Regions from separate parts of the Homo sapiens genome. Here region 2 is linked to region 1. Evidence: chromatin loops called from intact Hi-C (ENCODE). Cell type or tissue: B cell. All regions are shown on one strand.

Region 1 (2,500 bases):
CAGCCTTAGCATCCATTGATGACCTCGTCTCTATCAGCTACCACAGATTGGGCTGCCAAATGGTAATTATCTATTTCCATTATTCCTTCTACAATTATTAGCTGGCATTCTACTGAAAGGAAGTGTTTTCCCTTTCTCTTATTTGTTTATATAATCATGGATTCATGGATTTCTATTGTAATCAAGGTTTACAATTCTATACTCTTATTTATTTTTATGCTCAAATTGTCCTCCCTTTGGCCAGGGGATACCGCTTCAAGCTAGCTTCTATGTTCTGTCTTACCGCCTCATCATTCTTTGCACATTTTTACATTTTCTGACACAAGAGGATATTTCTGTGCCCCCAGTCCAGTGGGGGCCCGCCTTGGTATTTGGAAACCAAGATCTGAGAAGGGAAGCTTCACTTAAAACATTTTTGAACTTTGCATCTGCTCCCCAATATTTCTGTTTTCTCTAAGTTCCTTCTTGTTTCTTTTTTTCTTTTCCATGCTGGAGGCTTTCTTTAAATGCTTGGCCATTCTTGGCTGTCTATTTGCATGGGAGTGAGGCATTGAAAAGCCTGTGATTAGAAGATATGTATGGAGAAGAGAGGGAGAGGTCATTGACTGGTAGATTTTACTTTAGGGTTTTAGAGTGATCTGGCCAGGCCAATTCATTAAATTTGAGTGACAATCGATTTTTTTTCTGTTTATGGCTCGGTCAGTTTTTATCAGAAGAATCTTCCAGTCTCCTCCCTAGAAAATAGGTACCTAGATGCCAGTGTTCGTAGAGCTGAGTTGAGCAAAGAGCTAGGATCCCACACCTGTTTAGTAGATTCCTATATAATGCCCACATTCTGTATGGAACTTTCACCCTCAGCTGTGCCTGGTGTCGTCAACCCTGGAGTCCCCAAGATTCAGCCTCTTTAAAGAATGAATCTTTAAAGCAGAGGACATACAGAGCATTCAACCTAACTCTTTTACAGATTTTTAACCAGTGCTGTTTTCTGCCTGGTGCCTCTAGCTCCTGAGCTTTTTATTTTGGGAGGTTGGGGGTGAGGTGAGTGAGGCATCCTTTGGCCAGAGTAAGCCTGGTTCTAGACTTTTCCTGGGGATACATTTTGATTTTTCTTATTTCCCAAATCAGTGGTTCTCAGCCAGCGGAATTTTACCCTCAGGAACATTTGGCAATAACTGGAGGCATTTTTGGTTGTCACAACTAGGGAGGGGTGCTACTGGCATCTAGTGGGTAGAGACCAGGAATGCTGCTACAGATGCCATCTACAGTGAAACATTCTATGGCTCAAAATGTCAATAATACCAAGGTTGAGAAACCTTGCCCTAAATCATTTAGTGCAAACACTTCCAGCTTCTAGTTTTTTATGCTACTTCATTTTTTTCTTTTGTTCTCTGTTTTTCTGACTTTTAAAATCACATTGCCTTTTAAAATTATTTAATGTCATTTAGGAGTTGTTTCCAGAGGGAGTGATAGTAAACATAATTGTCTAACTGGCACATTTAACCAGAACTCCTGTGGTGGCATGTGAATTCATATTTGCAAAAGTGTTTCAATTCCTGTCTCAAACACCGGCATAGACAAATGTTCAGTGTTAGGAAGAATGTGTTAACCCAGGAGTGAAACAGAAAGCATGTGGAGTCGGCTAGAAAGGGACTTTGTGTCTTATGTAACATACAATTGCTCTGAAGGTAAGCCGTTAATTTTTTAAAATAAAAATGCAGAAATAAAAGCTGCAGGCTACAACAGTACATTCGCAGTCGAAATGTAAAAATACTTTTTTATTTTCACAGGGGCTGAACAGAATTTTTATGAAGGACATTTGGCTCCTGCACGTACATACATTATGGGTTTGTGGGGTTTTTTTTGTTTGTTTTTTTTTTAATTGAGATGGCGTCTCACTGTGTCTCCCAGGCTGGAGTGTAGTGGCACCATCTCGGCTCACTACAAGCTCCGCCTCCCGGATTCACGCCATTCTCCTGCCTCAGCCTCCCGAGTAGCTGGGACTACAGGCGCCCGCCACCACGCCTGGCTAATTTTTTTGTATTTTTAGTAGAGCCGGGGTTTCACCGTGTTAGCCAGGATAGTCTCAATGTCCTGACCTTGTGAATCTCCCACCTCGGCCTCCCAAAGTGCTGGGATTACAGGCGTGAGTCACCGCGCCCGGCCTGGGGTTTTTTTGTTAATTAAATTAAATTAAATTTGTCTGAGACAGGGTCTCACTCTGCCACCCAGGCTGGAGTGCAGTGGTGTGATCTCAGCTCATAGCAGCCTCAACCTCCAGGGCTCAAGTAATCCTCCCACCTCAGCCCCACACCACCCCAAGTAGCTGGGACTACAGGCACATACCACCACGCCTGGATAATTTTCGTATTTTTTGTAGAGATGGGGTTTCACCATGCTGCCCAGGCTAGTCACGAACCATACATTATGTTTAAACTTACCACGCGTGCCTAAGAGTCATTAGCATTTCCCATTGGTTGCTCTGGTCAGTGGTGTTGGCTTA
Region 2 (2,500 bases), 290 kb after region 1:
GGATTGCATGCATGAGCCACCGTGCCCGGAAAATGCCTACAATTTCTAAGGGCAGACCTGAGACCAGACTGGCATAGCACATAGTGGATTCTGGGGTCAAATATGGATTTGAATCCTGCACCACCACTTTCTCTTTTTTTTTTTTTTTTTTTGTAGACAGGGCCTCACTCCGTCACTCAGGACGGAGTGCAGTGGCTCATTGCAACCTTCACTTCCCTGGTTCAAGCCATTCTCCTGTCTTAGCCTCCCGAGAGACTATGTCTTGCCTACCCAATATCCACTGCACCTGGCATGCAATCAGTCCTTGCTGGTTGAATGGACTAATATTAAGGAAACAGGTTAATTTGCTTTTTAAGATAAAATAGTAAATCCTGTTTCTAGAGGAACAGAAGACACAGGGGTTAATTATTTGACATTTTTAGCACTTTTGGCAAAATAGGTATGAAATATAATGTGAATCCAATAAAGGTGTTCCATCTGTGCTTTATAGCACAAATAGTGGCTGGAATAATCAAATATTTAATATAAATTCTGTTCTACAACATGATGCAATTCTTAGTTGTGTTCATAATACTCTTTTTTTTTGAGATGGAGTCTCACTCTGTCGCCCAGGCTGTAGTGCAGTGGCGTGATCTCGGCTCATTGCAACCTTCGCCTTCCAGGTTCAAGTGATTCTCCTGCCTCAGCCTCCTGAGTAGCTGGGACTACAGGCGCGCGCCACTACGCCCGGCTAATTTTTGTATTTTTAGTAGAGACGGGGTTTCACCATGTTGGTCAGGCTGGTCTGGAACTCCTCACCTTGTGATCTGCCCGCCTTGGCCTCCCAAAATGCTGGGATTTGGGTGTGAGCCACCGCGCCCGGCCCTCTTTTCCCTCTTAATTCTGTGCCACCCTGCACTTGGTTGGCATAAATGGAATATTTCCATTTATCCGGGTCTTTCAGTGGAGCTTTGTTCTTCACTGCCAATCATGAGAAGGCAGTGAAGGTACCAAAGTGAGTTTGCATTTCTGACTGATGAGGTCCTAGGTCCAGTAGCTGCAGCATGTTCAATCAGCTGGTGGCGTCCCAGCCGGACTCTCTGTGTGGACGTGCTGCCCCCTGCTGGCCACTGGGACCTTACGCGCTCACTGTCAGGAAAACAAAAACAACTCGTGCTGAATGTAAAAAGCCCTGCATTTTGGAATCCTTATAAAGCTAATAAACCACGATGATTTTCTTTGACTGTTACTTCCTTTTTCCCCCTGTAGAGTCACTCAAATTCTCTTAACCCTCATTGAGACCAGAAAACAAATGTAAAGAGAAAGAATTGTGACTGTTTTCAGATGCAAATTGAATAATAGGATGCTTACCTCTAAGCATCCTGTGGTGTTTGAAATAAAAGAAAGAAGCAACTCTTAATCTCTTTTGCCAGAATTTAAATTTGGTGTCTCCCTTGTATTGGCAAGGATGCAAGAAAAGTCTTTCTCGTCGATGCTGATGGGATTATGGAAAGGAATTTGACATCTCTCAGTATTAAAAATGCACATTCTCCTTATTTTAAGAATTTAACCTGGCCGAGCGCAGTGGCTCATGCCTGTAATCCTAGCACTTTGGGAGGCCGAGGCGGGCAGATCGCCTGAGGTCAGGAGTTTGAGACCAGCCTGGCCAACATGGTGAAACGTTGTCTCTACTAAAAATACAAAAATTAGCCAGGCATGGTGGCACATGCCTGTAATCCCAGCTACTTGGGAGGCTGAGACAGGAGAATTGCTTGAACCCAGGAGGCAGAGGTTGCAGTGGACCGAGATCATGCCACTGCACTCCAGCCTGGGTGACAAAAAAAAAAAAAGAATTTAACCTACAGATAAATTTCTACAAATGCAGAATAATGTATGTTCAGGGATTTGTTGCAGCACTGTCATATCATGAAATATTATGAAGTCATTAAAAAGAGTAAAGGAACATAATCTATCCTACAGGGGAAAATCCAAGATAAATTCTTAAGTGAAAAAAGCAAGATACATAACTGTGTGTACAGCATGGTACTTTGTGTTTAAAAAACCAAAACTGGCCGGGGGTGGCTCACACTTGTAATCCCAGCACTTTGGGCGGCTGAGGCAGAAGGATTACTTGAGCCCAGGAGTTTGAGGCTGCAATGAGCTAAGGTGGTACCACTGCACTCTGGCCTGGGCAAAGAACGAGACCCTGTCTCAAAAAATAAATAAATAATAAATTTTAAGAATAAAAAACAAAAACCTGACAGAGAAAGTATTTCCAAAGAGATACACAAGAAATTGTCTTGGCCACTGAGAAGAGAAACTGGGTGGCCAGGGCACACGAGAATGAGATGCATTTTTCATCACGTTAGCTTGTACCATCACTCATTCACAAATAAAGTAATTTAAATAAGTTAATAAGTCAATATACTCTGTGGCCTTTACCTACCCAACTCCCACAAAGCAAATATGTGCAAAGGAACTCTCTCCAGCCCCCAAGGCCTCAGAATCACCCTCCTCCTCA

What was found. Peaks named below come from ENCODE experiments on the same cell type or tissue, not always from the same donor. Only the 100,000 strongest peaks of a DNase experiment are listed, where the experiment ranks them.
Region 2: it touches region 1 in a loop (5-fold over the local background); 7 of 110 quality-filtered maps call a loop at or near these places.

What each region holds. Positions count from the first base shown.
Region 1 is chr6:106,687,160-106,689,659 of GRCh38, forward strand. No RefSeq gene overlaps it. Among named protein-coding and RNA genes, the nearest start is that of LINC02526, 7.1 kb to the right of the region's middle. In B cell, no CTCF peak of the experiment used is centred here; DNase peaks (open chromatin) are centred at 1,204 and 1,612; H3K4me3 peaks cover 504 bases.
Region 2 is chr6:106,978,505-106,981,004 of GRCh38, forward strand. No RefSeq gene overlaps it. Among named protein-coding and RNA genes, the nearest start is that of CD24, 5.0 kb to the left of the region's middle. In B cell, CTCF peaks have their summits at 1,073 (motif pointing left) and 1,273; a DNase peak (open chromatin) is centred at 1,097.